Regions from separate parts of the Homo sapiens genome. Here region 1 is linked to region 2. The links are chromatin loops, found by intact Hi-C in ENCODE. Cell type or tissue: PC-3. All regions are shown on one strand. Each heading gives the region's core, and the rest is flanking DNA. Links, peaks and the distances in the headings are about the cores only. Region 1 overlaps PTPRR (protein tyrosine phosphatase receptor type R). Region 2 overlaps PTPRR (protein tyrosine phosphatase receptor type R).

Region 1 (5,388 bases), core at 327-5,326, 85 kb before region 2:
GTCCAAATATAGTATATATTAACCACAATCATCACACTGTACATTAGGTCTCCAGAACTTATTCATCCCATAACTGCAAGATTGTGCCCTTGACCAACATCTCCCCATTTTCCCTACCTCCCAGTCCCTGGAGTAACCACTATTCTACTCGGCTTGTATGAGTTCAACATTACTAGATTCCACATGAAGGTGAGATCACATGTTAGACATATATAATATTATAAACCTTCTTATGTGATATGATCAAAACTGATCATAGGTTGACTACTTGAATTCAATCACAGTAGGGAATAATAAAAATCATACACCTTTTAGTCTTATTTTATTTAGCTTCAAACACATAACCCTTGACCCATCTTTTGCATATGGATGCCCTAGTTAGTGTCATATTGTCTTTCTTGTATAAAACAGGCTCAAAATGTATCATCTCTAATTCATTTTTGGTTTCTTTAAAATGGAGTGAGAACACAAAGATACAATAAGTACCGAGTCCTTTAATAATTTTATAACTTTTCCTAGTCTATTACAATTGTCTTACCTAAATCTAATTCGATAATTTTTTTAAGCCGGGCATGGTGACTCACGCCTGTAATCCCAGCACTTTGGGAGGCCGAGGTGGGTGGATCACCCACGGTTAGGAGTTTGAGACGAGCCTGGCCAACATGATGAAACCCTGCCTCTACTGAAAACACAAAAATTAGCTGGGCGTGGTGGCAGACACCTGTAAACCCAGCTACTCGGGAGGCTGAGGCAGGAGAATCACTTGAACCTGGGAGGCAGGTGTTGCAGTGAGCCGAGATTGTGCCATTGCGCTCCAGCCTGGGCAACAAGAGTGAAACTCTCTCTCAAAAAAAAAAAAAAAAAAAAAAAATTTTCAGCAACATTTATGTCTCAAATCTTTCAAAGCTCTCAACTTAATTTTCATAGAAATAACAACAATCCACTTTTGGTAATCATATTAGTCATTCTATATAACAGTTCTTAAATTACATCAATTACAATAACAAAGATAATTAGCATAAACAGGTTTGGAAACATCTACTGACTTTTAGTAAACAGACAACTACTCGGCGCAGAATCATACAGTCTTACTAGGAGTTAATCCACTTGTCAGCAGGCCTCGGCAAGCTCTGAACTTCATTCCATATATCTTACAGAGCAATTGGAGAGTTCATTAAAGTGCACTTAACTATGAAGATAGGTTACCTTCTATGGTTGTGTAATATTAATATTGTAATTTAAGATGTTTATGTTCAGGTCCAGAGAGCCTTAGCACACAATAAATATTTGATAAATATTAGCCATTTACATTTCATGAGAAAGTTAAACATTTTTAAATGTTTTCAGTTCATAAAGACTTTTGTAGCCTGTTTAATTTGCAATCGACATTTCTGGGATAAGAGGAACCATAACCAGAGAGCATAAAGACTAACAGTGGTGAGACTGCAGAAGTCAAAGTCTAGTTTATTCCTTCTATTCATTATTTTAACAAATCAACACATCCTTTTTTCAGTGGCTGCTCTTTGCCAGCCTCTGTTCTCAGTGTGACAAAGTCAATTATACAAAGACAGACAATTGTCACTTGTCACTTTTTTGTACAAGTATGTCTTTGTTTTTTCATTTTGTGGGTGATTTATTTCAACTCCTGGAGTAAAATACTTTTCCAAACTTGATTAGAACAAGCTTCTTAAGATATCTAAGTAGTGCCTATCTGCACAAAATGTTCTAGAATTATTTCTAGCTCTTCAAATTAAATATGCTGAGAGAACAATGGTGTTATAAGGCAGAAGAACTAGATTTCAAGCAAAACAGTTTTAAATGTCTTGCTGTGGTAGGCCAAAAAATGGTGCCCCAAAAGATATCCATGCCAAATCTCTGGAATCTGTGACTATTATCTTATTTTGGAAGATGAATCTTTGCAGATGTGATTAAGACTCTTGACATGAAGAGGTCACACTGAGCAATCCTGGAAAGCTCTCAATCCAATGACAAGTGTGTTTCTAAGAGAAATACAGAGGTAGATTTGAACAGACAGAAGACAAGACACAAGAAGGAGGCAATGTGACCACAGAGGCAAAGGTTAGAGTGAAATGGTCACAAGTCAAACAATGCCAACAGCTGCCAGAAGTTGGAAGAGGCAAAGAACAGATTCTCCATTTTTGGGGGGAGGAAGCGCAGCCCTGCAACATTTTGATTTCAGACTCTGGCCTCCAAAACTGTGTGAGAATAAATTTCCTTTGTTTTAAGCCACCTATTTTGTGGTAACTTCTTACAGCAGCCACAGGAAACCAACATGCATGTCATAAATAAATGTACTAAGTATCTAACAGCTCATCTTTATGCTGGGAACAACCCAAGATGAAGCATAGAGCAGGTATTTGGGATGTCACTAAACAAACAGTTCCAAAAGAACAGTATTTGAGGAATTCAATAATTCTACAGATCTGATTATACTCATTATAATCTGTTGTGTTGCTTACAGAGAATTATAGGGAAAAGGTAAAATATAGTAATCTAAAAAACAAAATTCACAAGTCATGCATAAAAAGTCATAGCAGTTGGGCATACGTACATTTTTGTTTCCATAGGAATTGCTTTGTAGGGCTTTTTAAGAGGAAATATGGCTGTAAATTACTTCAGGGAATATATTAACATTGTTATTTGAAAAAATCTTTTGTAAAATTAAATTTGAAGATATGGGACCTGGTGCTGATATTACCTAAAGGAAATTGACAATGCTAATAGACCACCATGGAGATAACAATGGGAAGGCTTATCCACAAGGTATTAGTAAATTGTTTTCTAAGTACCATGTGCCCATTCATATATTCTCATTATGAAAATAATAATTGGGTTTTGAATTTACAGTGAAAACTAATACCATGAGAAATTAAATGAAAAAATAAAGGCTATTGCATTTTGTATTAGAAATCTCTATTAGATTTAGGAAAATGATGTCTTTACTTTTATTCAGCTTAAATAAAATATTTGAGACATTGAATATTTTTAAAAGTATTATTCTACTAGGTAAAGTCAGACTTAATGTTTACTTTTGTTCTGTAAGTTATTTTCAATTCCTATGAAAAAAGTTTTCTTACTTTACAATATTAAACATATTGTGTGCAATCACATCAGTTTTCAGCTATTTTTTATGGACTCTGGAACTCAGAGGGAGTCAGGTTGTGAGACTTAAGTTCTAGAAATAGTAACCATTCATTTCTGGAAAATCACTCAACAGAGTTGAGAGAACAAGCTGAGAAGTGCAGGATTTCCGGTCTGTAATGCAAATGAAAAAAAATAAGAAATGTGGAAAACTATGCAACACCTCTTTGGGAAATTGGAGTGCCCACACTACACTGATAAATTTAAAATCAAATCTTTTCATTTAGCATACCGAGAAGCTGTATTTTACTTTCTTGCTGATTCACAGGTGATTCAGGATAAAGCTGGCTGTTGCTATTTATGCTTTGCAATTTTTTTGTTGGGGGGGTAAGGGTAGAGTGGAGTCTGATTCTAATGCCTCTAATAGTAGTATGAGCTGGAATGGAATTTCTGACCATATGGCTTTTCTGGGGCAGGGAAAAGGTTTAGTGCAGGAAATTCTCCTGGACCAACTCAAGACTTAGTTACTGACAGTGCAGAAGAACTTGGTTGCAGGGCTGTTTTATCTCCGAGATAAGCCCAGTTTTAGACAAAAAAAAAAAAAAAGCCATAAAAACTCAAGACAGAAAGACAGTTGGTCTTACCACATTGATAATATTGGTTGTGAATGGCACGGTGACTTCATAGTATCTCTAGTGAACCTGGCCCCTGTTGTGATAATTTTGTTGGAAGAGACTATTCTGGAATGCCCTTTATCTTACCTCCTTGCAATTCAGTGAGATGTATTAATGTGCTCAAATGGAGACACAAAGATAACTCCTACCCCTCCCCATAGGGTCCCAGACCTTTCGACATAGTGAGAAATTTGCAGTAAATGTGTTCTATGGCTTTCTTAAGATGATTCATTTTTAACCCTCTCATGTGCTTTTATTCCCAGTTGTTCACTCTCTTAAACCTCTGCCCTGTGCTGGGAAAGGTCAAGTTAAAAAAGCGATCTAGCTATTATAGAATCAGAAACCCCAAAATTAATCTACTTAGCTCAAAAGTGGCTGTGATAGGCTAAATAATGGCCCCACAAAGATGTCCACATCCTAGTTCCTGGGAACTGCGAATGTGTTGCTTTACATGGCAAAGGACTGCAGATGGAACTGTGGTTACTAATCAGCTGACCTTGACATAGAAGCTGATCCTGGATTTCTGGACCCAAAGCAATCACAAGGGACCTTAAAAGTGGGAGAAAAAGACAGGAGAGGACGTCAGAATAATGCAGTGTGAGCAGAACATAGCAAGGCTATTCTGGCTTTGGAGATGGAAGAATGGGGCCACAAGACAAGAAACACGATAACCTGTAGAAGCTGGAATGAGGAAAAAAAACACTAGATTCCCCCTCCAGAACCTCCAGAAAGGAATATGGCCCCAGTGATACTTTGATTTTAGCCTAGTAAGACCGTGTCAGATTTCTGACCTACAGAGCTATAAGTTATATCTGTATTAATTAAGCCAATCAGGTTGAGGTAATTCATTATGGCAATGATAGGAAATTAATACAGTGGCAATCAGGAATAATCACAGAATCAGAATCCAGCGGCAGACAGTTACTTAATTCATGTTTTGAAATCCAAAAACATGGTGACATTTATAGGGAAGTAGTCAGGCCAAGAAGAGGGTATTAATGTTTCAGGACAGCATAGGCACTTTGGTTTTGAACGACTAGTAGTTTTATCTGGTTCTAAGAAAGAAATTTTAAACTCAAATAAGAGTACCAACCAGTATCCTGGCTCCACAGGAGGAGAGAAGCGAAGCTCTATACCTGGCCCGCATGTGAATACAAGCAGCCAGTTACCAAAAGGGGGAGCCCAGAAGCACACAATAGCCAGGTTCTGTTGGATTTATCACAAAGTTGGTAATCCACTAATAATTTCTTTTACTTGCTCTCTATGGGTGTTCTTACACCATTAAAACAAAGGGTAGTTGCAGACCATATGGATAATGTTTCATAGAATGTTTTATCCTCCTTAACTTTAATTAACTAAACCAATGCTGACACAATTACACTGGATATAATAATAGTTTTTAAATAGTCTGTATAACTTCACAAATGAAGCATATGCTGCAACTACAGAAGAAAATGTTGCAGTTGCACATTTCTAAGATTTTTCCCTTAATTTTAAGTAATATAAGTCATCTGAGTTGTAGTAATGCTGTTCAAATGGTCAATGATGTATTGGACACTTTTAACACACACACACACACACACACATATCCAGAATAAAGAGGAAAAAAATG
Region 2 (5,388 bases), core at 186-5,185:
GTCTTTAGGCTCATCTCTACACTGTGGGTTTTTTGAGAGCTTGTGACATGTCATTTGATCTGTGTCTTCATTGCCTTCATTTAGTGCCTGGCATGCAATGGGCACACAACAAAACTGAGTCAACAAATAGTCATGCTGGGCGCGTTGGCTCAAGCCTGTAATCCCAGCACTTTGGGAGGTCAAGAGAAGAGGATTGGTTGAGGCCAGGAGTTTGAGACCAACCTGAGCAACATAGCAAGACTCTGACTTTACAAAAAAAGTTAAAAATTAGCTGGGCATGGTGGTGTGTAACTGTGGTCCCAGCTACTTGGGAGGCTGAGGCAGGAGGATCACCTGAGCCCAGGAATTTACGGTTGTAATGAGCTATGATGAGGCCACTGCACTCCAGCCTGGGTGGAGTCCCAAAACAAACAGACAACAACAACAACAACAACAAGAGCAAATAGCCAAGTACTGTGCTAGCTAATATCTAAAGCCAGAAAAATAAATAAACAAGAAAACAAACAATAAATGATGTTTGTTCTCAATGAATTTATGCACTAATAGGGCAAATACGACACAAAGAGATAATAAGAATATAGTTCTATGAATAAAGTTACTACACTGTGCCATGGGTGCCTTGGAGAAGAGACCCCTTATGCTTTAGAGAGGCCAGAGGAGAGGGTCAGGAGGAGGTGAACCACCAGGCCCCTCCCAGCCTTGCCCACGTCTGAATCTGAAGCAGTTCCGCTTGTGCACAAAGCCAAACCCCATTCCCACAGTCAAGGCCCTACACGGACTGACTGGTACACATCTTGCCTAGGACAATTCTTTAAATTTTAGAAAGACCGTTGGATAAATGTATCCTGCTTCCCATAAGCTTTTAGAGAATCATGTAAACGGCCTTCCCTGTTGCTTTATTCTCAGTTTAAAAGCCATTCTGAAGGCTTTAAGAATAGAGCAACTTACTGAGTCACTCAGATTTGCAAACCAAAAGAAGCTCCCTATACAAAAAGAGCTGGCTTTAAAGCAAGTACCTGGGCATCCTCCAATATACCCCAGTCCAGTGAAGGTGAGGTACTTAGCTTAATGGCCTCTCACAGAGCTACTAGCTCACAATAGACTACATTTGAATAAGGAAAGTGTTTTGATGATAAATGTGATAGATTCTCATAAAATTGTTGGAATCTAGAAATCTAGAATTTAGAAAATATGCATTACAGAAGATGAGGAAGTATTTGAATCAGATATAAGGAGCATATCATGAAGGACAGAGGGATTATTTGAACCTTTTGTTTGAGTACTCCTAGAAGGGGCCAGGCATTACCCTTTGACCTTTGACCAGAATCTCTAAATGCAGAAACAGGGAAAAGCTGTCTGTAGTGAGCAGGCACCCCAGTGGGGAGGTGCTTGGTACAGATACAACCTAAAGAAGCCCTGCAAAAATATTGATTGATAGTTGCTTAAAACTGGTAAATGCTATTCTGTGAGTTTTCTTACAACTTTATTCATTTTTTCTGTGGTTAATCTTTTATAACAACTTATACCTCAACCCATTTTTTCACATTTTAATCTTAAAATTATAACATGTTATGGCAACATATTCATTAACAGAAAAAAAGGATCACTGGTATTTTGGCTTTTCATCCTTTGCATGAATTATAGAACATCGTGAATGATGTCTCAAAGCATCTATTCCTAAACTTACGTTAATTACTTTCATGGAAGGATATGGTTTTTTATTGTTTTTTCATATGCTTGATTTTTTAAATTGAAAATGACTCTTCAGAAACAAAAAAACCCAACTAGAAAACTGTTCTTGTTTAGTCATTTGTTTTCATTTGTAATCTGTTTCTTAAAGGAAAAGACATTATTTCCTTTATATATTTGTATATGATATCTAGAACATTATAGGCACTCATATAGATAAAACTAGACCTCCTCTTGCCTAATAAGTAAAATCCCAGGAAAATAAAATTAAATGTTTTTACAAAATGAATTAAATACCTATTAAAACGGTAAGTTCTGTGTTGACATTTTTAAAAATGATTCAGGAATTTTGTTGTTGTTCAATTGCAAATTACTCCAGTTTCCAAATCTTATATTTCAAAGGAGAAAGTGACCTTCTTTAAATAAAAGTCCAATGTGCTAACTGATACCTTCATGAAATATTTACAAAGAAAAAAAGCCATTACATACAAATGTAAACAATAATGTGTGAGTTTAATGATTATTCCTTCAAACTAGGAACACTAGCAGGTAGTCTTGTCTAAATTAGTGTAGACCTAGCCATACAGTGCTGAGGAGACATACAATCAATATTAACCTGTATTCGACCATTCAGAACAATTGCTCACATTGTGCACAGTACAGTGGAAGCTTGGCATTTATCCAACAAAGCCATATTGTTATAGGATACATCTCATTTATCTGCCAAGTCAATCAAATTAACCAGATACTTTGTAACATTTGCACTTCATTCTTATTCTGTGTACTTCCTCTCTCTTAAAGAGGTGTATCTCCTAGATCCTCTGTATCTCTGAATCGTCTCTCCTAGCATTTGGGATCTCCTTCTGCATCTGAGATCAGAATTGATTAAAATATTTAAAAAGAAAGGACAAAAGAAAGAAGAATGAGCTATAGTGCATCAAATTATTAAACAGGATATAGAGAAGCCATTGTTAACTATACAGAAAACTGACCAAATTTTAAATAATAGAACAAAACCCATCAGCTTCTTTCACTGCAACTAAGTTAAAGGGCAAAGAAATGTAGCTATGAAATAATAAAACATAAAGATGATATAGTGGCATTGGCTTGACCCAACAACAGAGCCTCTGAATTATTCAACTCTCGGCCACCTGACAAAATATAAAAAGCATGGGGTTAACCCTATGCAAAGGTTAGATTGAAGATTCTTGTGAATTATAGTCTTTTGATTTGTGAGCTCTTAACTACAAACTTGTCCATTTATTACCCTGCCCTTATCAAGTTTTTTAGATCTCTGTACAAATATAGTAGTGTTCAGCAGGAGTAGCATGACTCAGAAAGAAATCTATTTACCAAGAAAGTGCAGTGACTAAGTTCTAGGAGTTTAAAACGTGTCTTTCTAACTGGGAGTGGGGGATGGGAGGGTGGGAGTTAATTCTTTCATCATTACTGCTTCAGTTAAAAAAGAAAACAAAACAGGTTTGTCTTAAGCAGAAAGGAACATGTTGATATTCTAGGAGTTGTAGAACTACAGCAAGAAAAAAAAATGAACCAAATCGGGTTAGGAACACAAAATCTCTTTCCACCCACCTAACCACCCCTTTTTATCCAAATTTTACATGGGCTTAAGCTCAACTCCTTATACTTAAATTTGACAAATTTATGCTGCCTACTTGAAGGCTTAACTAGTTTGCTTTTATAGCAAACAATGGATGCTATTTTGTTGCCTGTAAAAAATTCATTTCCATATTTATACCTGATTTCTGCAAGAGTTTTCTATTAGTTTCCAGCTATGCTTATAGAGACATTGGAATTTAAAAAAACGATATGGCTGACGTCAAAGAGGTGAAAGAAAATTTGTCGCTTGAACCCAAAGTTGTTTTGCAGCAGGGTACTTGGTTTCTAATCATTTATCAATCAAGTGTTTTCAGATTCTCCATCGATTTATCATTTATATATCTTTAAAATACATATCTAAATCATTTCTTGTATCTATGCATCTATCTATGTCTTAGAAAGTAGGCCAGATACTATTCTACTATAATTAGTGAGCACATCGCTGTTTTACAAGTAAAGAAAATAGAATCCTGATTACGTTAGCATTTAATAAAGGCTTTCTCCAAATAATTTTTGTAATCACAATTGAACTCAAAAATCTTTTCTGTTCAGCCTTGCTTATCTTCCCACCAAAACACACTTGCATTCCAGAATGAAAGTTCTCATAAAATATTTTTCAAGGTAAATTTTTTGTCTGATTTATAAATGTTGGGTATATTTTATTTTTTAAAAGCCTTAAAAATAAATTAGCAATGATTTCAAAGTTCAGACACCTACAAGACGTGTTTTACTCCAGGCCTTCTTAATCACTGGAAACAATAACCAAGGACAGACATGTACTCTCACTAAAGGGAATAAAAAGGCACCCTTCAACAAAATGAAATTTTAGATGAGTTAAAGCATTTGACTTGATTTAGCCTTTATATGTTTTTCCCAATCATGGACTATTTGGTTTCAAGTTAGTTTCGTTAACTATAAATCTATACTGTCACTAAATTATACAACTGAATTTTAATCTAAGAATGGATTTTAGTCAATGTGCTTCTTTAAAAAAATTAATAAAATAAAATTAATAGAGTCATGCACACTTTATTCATGCTTCTTCTCTGCTCTTCCACCCCCAAAGTGGAACAAAAATGATACAAATAAAGATAAACCTGTGTATTCTACCTTTTATTGACAAATAATTCTGAACTTTTTAATGTTCCGTATTACTTTAGAAAAATATGTGATATTCTAACAATATGTATTCTTGAGATGATATTTTAGTCAGGTTTTGACAGCAGAGACTCTATTTGAAAAAAAAAAAAGATGTGATTAAAAGAAAGAAGGAAATAATGCTGGCATTGTTGCTGTATTTATTAATGCACCACAAGCTTTTGTTTGCACTTGTTTCACTTTTGTTTAAAAGTAAAGAGGTAGTACAGCACGTAATCCAGGGTGCTGATGTTGTGGGAGGGGACTTAAAACAGAGTAAGGAAATCAGAAACAATTTCCTCCACACAGAAAAGAACAGAACTCTCTTACCTATGAACCAGGTAGTTTCCAAGAGAGACGCTGAGGGATGTTTAGAAAGCCTGGGACCTGCAGATGCCATGTCAGGCACGCTTGCTCCTGCATAGGAGACTAAATAATCTCGATATATAAGGATGGCAGTCTGTTGTCTTAGATCAGTTTGAGAAGCAGCTCTGGCAGCGGGGGGTGTAGGTGTGTTGCACTACACTGAATGGAATAAGGCTAAAAATATGTTTAGTGTCTGATAAGAACGCCAGTTTTCTCAAGCTCTCATTTAACGTCGGACTTTCTGTTTTGCTTTTAAAGAAAAATGTTTTACAAGGGCAGCATGAAGCGGACAAAATCTGGAGCAAAGAAGGATTTTATGCTGTTGTCATTTTTCTCAGCATCTTTGTTATTATAGTAACGTGTTTGATGGTAAGTTTGCTTCTTTGTATATTTTATCCTTTGCTCAGCCCACTGCTTGATATTAGTGGGTACATTGCCATTCAAATGAATGTTAAAATGCTTCCGAGCAGAAGGAAGACTATGATCCTGCTAGATTAGGAATATTTCATATCTGACATCAGAGCGATTGCTAAAGGAGAGCTTATGGAATTAAGGATGCTGACCTGAATAATAAGGCTG

What was found. Peaks named below come from ENCODE experiments on the same cell type or tissue, not always from the same donor. Only the 100,000 strongest peaks of a DNase experiment are listed, where the experiment ranks them.
Region 1: a loop joins it to region 2, with 2.8 times the contacts of the local background. A loop is called at or near these places in 4 of 110 quality-filtered maps.

Annotation. Positions count from the first base shown.
Region 1 is chr12:70,839,292-70,844,679 of GRCh38, reverse strand. The region is part of intron 2 of PTPRR (protein tyrosine phosphatase receptor type R); the gene reads left to right. Among named protein-coding and RNA genes, the nearest start is that of PTPRR, 79 kb to the left of the region's middle. In PC-3, for the core only: CTCF peaks have their summits at 4,768 and 4,970 (motif pointing right); DNase peaks (open chromatin) are centred at 2,039, 2,339 and 3,489; H3K4me3 peaks cover 461 bases; H3K27ac peaks cover 3,180 bases.
Region 2 is chr12:70,753,981-70,759,368 of GRCh38, reverse strand. It overlaps PTPRR (protein tyrosine phosphatase receptor type R), which reads left to right. Exons shown (of 14, transcript NM_002849.4): 5 at 5,068-5,178. The region is part of intron 1 of LOC124902960 (a long non-coding RNA gene); the gene reads right to left. Among named protein-coding and RNA genes, the nearest start is that of PTPRB, 120 kb to the right of the region's middle. RefSeq lists an enhancer at 746-1,552. In PC-3, for the core only: no CTCF peak of the experiment used is centred there; DNase peaks (open chromatin) are centred at 3,048 and 4,778; H3K4me3 peaks cover 2,708 bases; H3K27ac peaks cover 3,556 bases.